Regions from separate parts of the Homo sapiens genome. Here region 2 is linked to region 1. A link is a contact called in ENCODE Hi-C or POLR2A ChIA-PET data. All regions are on one chromosome and are shown on one strand. Each heading gives the region's core, a stretch centred on a gene start or an enhancer-like site at or near the end of the contact. The rest is flanking DNA. Distances are from core to core; before and after follow the strand shown. Region 1 overlaps SLC1A2 (solute carrier family 1 member 2). Region 2 overlaps CD44 (CD44 molecule (IN blood group)).

What was found. A loop is a pair of places that touch in the nucleus more often than their neighbours do. ChIA-PET counts read pairs that join two places held with the same protein, here RNA polymerase II (POLR2A). Pooled maps may share reads with other maps.
Region 2: a pooled map shows a loop between it and region 1 (2.9-fold over the local background). The contact joins two enhancer-like sites. A Hi-C loop is called at or near these places in 5 of 168 maps with a recorded cell type or tissue (CD8-positive, alpha-beta T cell, ascending aorta, naive thymus-derived CD4-positive, alpha-beta T cell and 2 more) and 9 of 50 pooled maps. POLR2A ChIA-PET finds 5 or more read pairs at or near these places in 9 of 52 experiments (AG04450, CD4-positive, alpha-beta T cell, CD4-positive, alpha-beta memory T cell and 5 more).

The regions. Positions count from the first base shown.
Region 1 is chr11:35,255,757-35,259,133 of GRCh38, reverse strand. SLC1A2 (solute carrier family 1 member 2) reads left to right here. Exons shown (of 11, transcript NM_004171.4): 11 at 1-3,377. Among named protein-coding and RNA genes, the nearest start is that of SLC1A2-AS1, 24 kb to the left of the region's middle. Within about 2 kb of position 1,678, at least 5 of the 41 ENCODE cell types and tissues checked have a DNase peak (open chromatin) inside an H3K27ac peak, as active enhancers do; they include CD4-positive, alpha-beta T cell, CD8-positive, alpha-beta T cell and natural killer cell, where a contact is called at or near this core.
Region 2 is chr11:35,164,963-35,168,469 of GRCh38, reverse strand. The region is part of intron 1 of CD44 (CD44 molecule (IN blood group)); the gene reads right to left. Among named protein-coding and RNA genes, the nearest start is that of SNORD164, 3.8 kb to the right of the region's middle. RefSeq lists an enhancer at 2,382-2,441 and a silencer at 2,862-2,911. Within about 2 kb of position 1,774, at least 31 of the 41 ENCODE cell types and tissues checked have a DNase peak (open chromatin) inside an H3K27ac peak, as active enhancers do; they include CD4-positive, alpha-beta T cell, CD8-positive, alpha-beta T cell and natural killer cell, where a contact is called at or near this core.

The sequences.
Region 1 (3,377 bases), core at 429-2,928:
TGTCTCCTAAACCCTAGTGATTTTTGGATAAGGATCACTACTGAACAGTATTAGGCAACTTTTCATTTTTGCTTTTCAAATGACATTGGTCTTTATTTCCAGTAGATGGGCAGTAAACAGGGTCAGGGTGGTCAAGGGATATGATTAAGTGTAGTAGTAGAAAATGCATTCTTTTTTTTTTTTTTTTTTTAGACAGAGTCTTGCTCTGTTGCTCAGGCTGGAGTACAGTGGCACGATCTCAGCTCACTGCACTGCAATGTCCACCTCTCTAGTTCAAGCGATTCTCCTGTCTCAGCCTCCCGAGTAGCTGGGACTACAGGCACATGCCACCATGCCTGGCTAATTTTTTGTATTTTTAGTACAGATGGGTTTCATTATGTTAGCCAGGATGGTCTCGATCTCCTGACCTCATGATCCACCCGCCATGGCCTCCCAAAGTGCTGGGATTACAGGCGTGAGCCACCGTGCCCGGCCAGAAAATACATTCTTTACAGCAAATGTTATAGGTTAAGGAGACAGTTCCTGGGTTTAGCTGTGAAACTGTTTAGGATTTTCTTTAAGTGGTGTTCCCAAGAGCTTTTTTCTGGTAAGTTGGAGGCTATAGGCAAAGCGTCTAGGAGCTTGTTGTTTTTTGCTATGGAAGGCCAGCTTTGGGATCTATATACATGGGCATGTTTCTCAATGGAGTGGTCACAGGATTCTCTTCTCAGAACTCTGCCTGAAACCTTTCCGGTGTGTTTTGTCTTCAACTTTTTCCTAGCTATCCTATTAGCCTGTAAATATGTCAGCAGACAATGTGTTTGGAAGAAACAAGGTGTACAACTTCACAAAGCAAGTTTTTTCTGGTCTGAGACTTACTGTGTGCAGGAAGTCTCGTGAGAATATACTTAGAAAATCACACTTATCTGGAAATTCAATAAGTCATATTAAAAATATACAATTTCTTGAACTCAGGACTAGCCTGAAAATCCAAAATGCATGTAGAGTTGACATGTTGACATATGTCTATGTCCTCTGTTTTTATTTAAGCCTCATTTATTTCTCCCTTGCCATGCCCATTTGGGATTTTCTTTGCCCAGCATATGTGCCATAAACAGAACAAATGGATCCAGGGTATACCTCTAATAACCTTTATCTAAATAGAATACATTTAACCTGTCAATTATATGTATAGATTTATCCTAATTGGTTCAACATATATATGAATGCTTGTAATAGTCTGTTACTATTTGATAATGCATAAATGTTATATTTATATACAGTTACAGCAGGCCAGAAACATACATACACTGCATCCTGTAAGGTCTGTAAATCAGGGCTTCGGCAATGCCATTTTGCTATAGACTCATTCATGTTTTTTAGGAATCAGAATCATTTCAGGAGAAAACCAACTAAGTAGACTTTAATTCTTCTCTTTCTCATTCTTGCCCTTTGAGAAACCCAAGTGGAATCATCACTTAATTACTTACTCAAATTCAATGAATCAAATCCAATCCAATCAGTGAGAAGAATAGCTTATCTTTCAAGGTAATACTTTACCTTAGATCTTTGAGGGCATGCTTCCCATACAAAGAGCATCAGAAAATCAGGGCAATCATCTAGATCTCACAGATCTTCAACATAGGACTCTAGGTTATGAGAGCTGAACCACATAGCTATCAGTTTCAGTTTTTACTTCCTATTGAGTGTGTAGAAACACAGCCTATGGTTTTGCTGTCTGCGGAAGTTACCATACCCTGTAAAAGACAAATATTTCTTTCTCCTCTCGAACCACTAGTCAGCCTGGATATTCATGAAAGCTGAAAGAAGGGGTGCCAAAATGCCTAGCTCCTGGATTTAGACTCATGGAATATGAGAAAGGCTTAGGGAAAATTCAAGTCATGGGGAGATTCCTGCTAGGTGATGCCAGGAATCTCAATGACCTGTTGATTAGAGGGTCTCTGGTCATTTCCACTTGTGTGTGGAGAAATACATCATTTGCATATGTATCTAGTCAAGAAGCCCTTTTGGAGCAAAGTGGTTGGGAAACTCATTTACTGGGTCCACCAAAGGAAACCCAATTCTGCCATGTTTTTGCAAATACTACACGTCCCTTTGCTCTCAATAGCAAAAGTGATGTTATAGTTTTTTTTACTTTTGTCAGAATCAAGGCTTCGGCCACCTGTGCAATATTTTCCCATGGAATGCAGCAGTAAATCCAAGTAGGTATATCCGTGCTCAGAGAGAATTCTCCATAGTTCTGACTCCTGAAAAACAAGTCTCATTAGCTCTCATCTAGTTTGATGACTAAAAGTGCACAGCAGTTATACCCCAGTGGAAGTGATTTTTCTCACCTAGCTGCTCTCTAACTCTTACGGCTATCTAGTTGTCTGAGCTGCTGGTTTGTTTTACTTATTCTCCAACTGAACTCATTCCAAACCAAGAAAAAGGACCAAATGAAATTTTCAGTTATTATCATACTTGCTCCTTGAATAAGAATGCTAGAGTCTGGAGGCAGAAGAAGACTAAGTTAAAAAAAAAACAGCCTGAAGGAATTCTGGAGTGAGTTTTGTAAGTCTAATTGTCAAAGAAGATAAATGGTCTCAGTATCTGTAGTAATTTCTGGTTAAGCCTAGAGGGATCACTGAGTGCCAATCCAAGCAGGTGGCACTAGAGGCAGATTGTTCTCCTAGCATAGAGTGAGTTTCCAGCTGCTCATGACACATTTTCTTATGATTTTCCCTAAAAGAAAACCAAATTTTCTACTCCACCTCTTCCTTTCCTATCATTCCACTTATTGTTGCTGCTTTGCTAACAGCCAGCTTAGTAAGCCATCACACAAGTTAGTGTGAGGCTTGGTTTTAAAATAGATAACAGAGAATCTTGATTAAATAGTATCCAACTTTGTAGCATAACACAGCTAATTCAGGCAATGACATAGAGATGATAAGAAACAACATGGTTTGGTAGAGGGAACATTTGATTTAGACTCTGCCCATTTTTAGCTGTATGACTTACATAAGTCATTTTGTGTCCAAGCCTCATTTTCTCCCATATGAAAAGTGAAGGGGTTGGATTAAATGACTAAAATCCCCTTCCAGCCCTATGAGCCCAATGTATTATGATCTCTGCTTTGTTTCCTTCTTAAGAGGCTTCCTACTATAAAATGTGACCTATTTACATTTTAAGTTGAAGTAGCCCACAATAATGAATAATCAATTTAGATTTTTCTCATCTCCTTTGGGAGAAATTAAATTCAAGCCTCTATTCATTTGATGTTTTACAACAAGCTTCAAAGTTGGCCATGTTCATTCACAGTTTGATATTTTGAGACACCAATAAAAGTTTTTTAATAAAAGTTCCCTTGACTTAAACTCACCTTCCTAATAGAAGTAGTG
Region 2 (3,507 bases), core at 525-3,024, 91 kb after region 1:
ATTCAGCACTTTACACCTAATATTTCACTTAATTTTCCTAACAATCCTGTGTGGCAGGCATTTTTATTATCCCCATTTTACACAAGAGGTAACTGATTCATTGAGAAGATGTAAGTAACTTGTGCTAGTCACTGGGGGACCTGGGTTTCAGACTGGGCAATCTGGCTGATCATTTTCCAGTGTTAAATTCCAACTTATGCACAGGTCAGACACTGAAATGACAGGAAGCCCACTTACCCTTCATGTGATTTTTTAATAAAGTGTGGAGAGGTGATCATGAAAAGAGAGCCCTAGAGAGAAGAATTTGAGCTTATTGAATATTATTTTAAGATCAGAAGTCCCTTGATTCTGGACCACAAGATAGGGGCCTTTACCAAGGCCTGGTAAGGCTTCAGTGGAACAAACTTCACTAATGGAATTTTCACTCTCTCTCCAGAGAGGAGATTCTGAAGTCTTGACCTTGACTGGCTTTCCCCAGCAGTGGGCTGACTGCTTCTCTCTGATTCTGCCTGTTGGTCTTCCCATCATACTCTTGGGAATTTAGAAAGCCCAAACCTAGTCGTAGCCCCCAGGCCTCCTGCCCTTTACAGCCTGAATGCTCTCTCTACAATTAGGCAGGGCTCTTAGGAGAGGACTCCAGGACTTGGGGTTGGCCCAGGGTTGGGTCACCAAGGACACAGGCTGTCCTTGTGACATTACGAGATGTCTGCAGCCAAACCCAAAAATCTAGACTGACCAAGCTAAGGCTCCAGGTTGATGTAGCTGGAACATAGCTCTCTGGGTGGACTGCACCCAAAGTGATTGAGCTCCTGGGAGTCAACCACACACAAACCACTTGGGCAGCCAGAAGCACTGGTAAGCTCTCCAAATTTTTTATTTTTACAGTGTTTATCATTAAAAAGCCAGGATTCTATTTCTGTCCTCTGATTTGCTGAGCTCATGTCCAAAACAGATTGCACAACTAATAAATCTTACTGAGCTGGTTCTGATCAGAAGTAGGAAGGGAAAAGGACAAGGTTTTGTTGTTTTAAAGCATTATTGTTAATTGGATTATCTATTTTTAAAGCCAGGAGGCACAATGGGAAGCTTCTAACCAATTTCTCTTGTGACACAGGAGAAAATAAAATCAAGGATAGCCGAGTATGGTCCTCCAGCAAGTTAAAAAACAAAACAAAACAAACAAAAAACAAAAACAAAAACACACACACACACACACAAAACTCAGTGGTTCATAATTGCAGATTTCTGACTCCTACACCAGTGCTGTTGCTACTGATCTATCTTTCATAAGAGGTCTGAGCAAGCTGCTCTCAAAAAAGCCACAACTCACTGTCTTAATAGGACACGAAGAAGTCATTTTCTTCTTCATTTGTTCGAAGGCTTCAAAGCCCAGAAGTTTTCATCTGGGAGTCTTTCTAGCTATTGTGCCCTCTGCTGCCCCCCAGGCCTGCCAGTCTAGAAGGCTGGCACATCACTCGCCCCCATCTCCTGATGCCCATGTGATGGGCTCCTGGTGAAAGGGTGTATTGTTTAGCATCCACTTCTGAATGAGGCCAGAATCACACTTGGTGGCCGAATCGCCTTTGGCTGCCCAGTGCAGACCATGAGTCTTGAGTGACTCAGTCTCTCCCGGAATTGCCCTGGAGGCAGATGAGGGTTTAATGAGCAGAGAAAACAGTCATGCACAATCATACCCAGAGAATTTCCTCCAGAATGTGCCCTGGGTTGCTTTCAACTGAGCTATTCATCACTTGGCACTTAGAAATGCAAGGCACCCCAACGTCTTGGCGCCTGGCTGGACCCCCTGATTTCTCTGCCTTTTTTCCGTGGAGCCTGGAGCCTGTCATGGCAGTCAACGCTGAACCAACATGGAGGGGCCTGTCACATTGGAGAAGAATCCCAAGGGTTCTCCTAGCTGTTACCCTGGCCCTTCAGCCAAGGCCACCAAATGATCAACCCAATGCACAGCCTAGAAAGCTCTTGGGTTGTTTTGAGAGTTTGGAGAACAGTACTGTCCCTGTCTCCTAATGGGATGATGGGGACTTGGAGGTGAGGGTATGGAGAACTGTTTAACCCCCCACTCCTGGTCCTGGATCCAACAGAGTCTTTCTGGCAAAAGAAAGTATATGTCCCAGAACTGTTGCTTCACTGCACCAGAATTCTGTAACACCAAGTAGTCTTTGACGAGTGCGTCTTCAGGCAGAGAAACCACAGTACCCACCCCTGTGTGTTGCCATGGTGATCAGGAAATCCTCTGGCCTCACGATCTTTGTTTTCTGCTTTTTCGGATCTTATTGATTTAGCAGATTGACTAGCACAAACCCAGGATGTGGTAAATGAAATGAAAAAAGCATCTTGGGGCCCAAATAGGGTTTTTCCTCTTGCAAGTAGAAAATAAGGTTGGGCCACTTGGTTTTGTCATTGTATTTTTTTTTCTGGGTAGTTACAATGACTGATACATCACCTAATCAATATACAGTTTCTGCTAATGTCTATAGCTGGCATTTTGTGGAACTGCTTAGCTTTAGTTTGAGGGAAGACTTTCGTAACAGTTGAGGTAGGATGAGAAACTGTTACTCATAGGTAATATCTATATTTCAGGGCTGATTCATGGGTTGCTGACATGCTGAGATAAGCCGGGGGCCCCCATCTGGGAGTGGGATGCACTGGTTCTAGCCTAAACTCTGTTAATTATAAGCTAATTATGTGACCTTGAATAACTCCCTGTAGCTCCCCCAGGCACACCTTGCCTTCCTGCCACCCAAGATGAAATAAAAAGTTATGAAATTTTGGAGCTTGGGGGATAAAAGTGAGAAGGTTGATGTGCATACCTGGGACAGTATTAAAATCTCAAAAAGCTTCTCAGAAACCTCATATGAATTAAGACACATTGGGGCTCCACCCTCAGCAGAACCGAATGGATTAAAGTACATCAGGCTTTGCTATTCTTGCCACGTAGCAGTTTCCTTCACCAATTATAAAGCACTTTCACACCCAAAAGCAGCCTGTGAGGCCCAGAGGGTAGGTACTACAGACCCATTTAAAAGGTGAAGAAACTAATGGACATAAGTTTCACAGACTCAAAGTCTTACGGAGAGTTTGGTAAACCCAGATCTCAACTCAGATTTTCCAGTTCTGCTAATTTTCCCCATTCCCCTCTGGTGCTGCCTTTTCAACTTGGGTTGTCAACAGGCAAATGGGACCAGTGGAAGCATTCAGAGAGAAGATTGATGGTTTTCAGATGTTTCTTTCTCTCCCTGACATGATGTCTTAGGCACAACCACAGTATTTCAAGTGGTTGAAAATCAAGCTGAGCTAATGGGGGCTGGAGTGAGGGTGGAAGGGCAGACCCAGAGACTCAATCTACCAGATGCTCATTCTCTTCCAGCACCCACCCTACCCCATCAATTGTTCTGGCACCCACCACAAAGCCCTAAGAGCCTTGGTGGAAAAGTCTGGAAAATACTGTGGTAGGGGCCAATCAAAGTGACGATGGCCACCACTTAG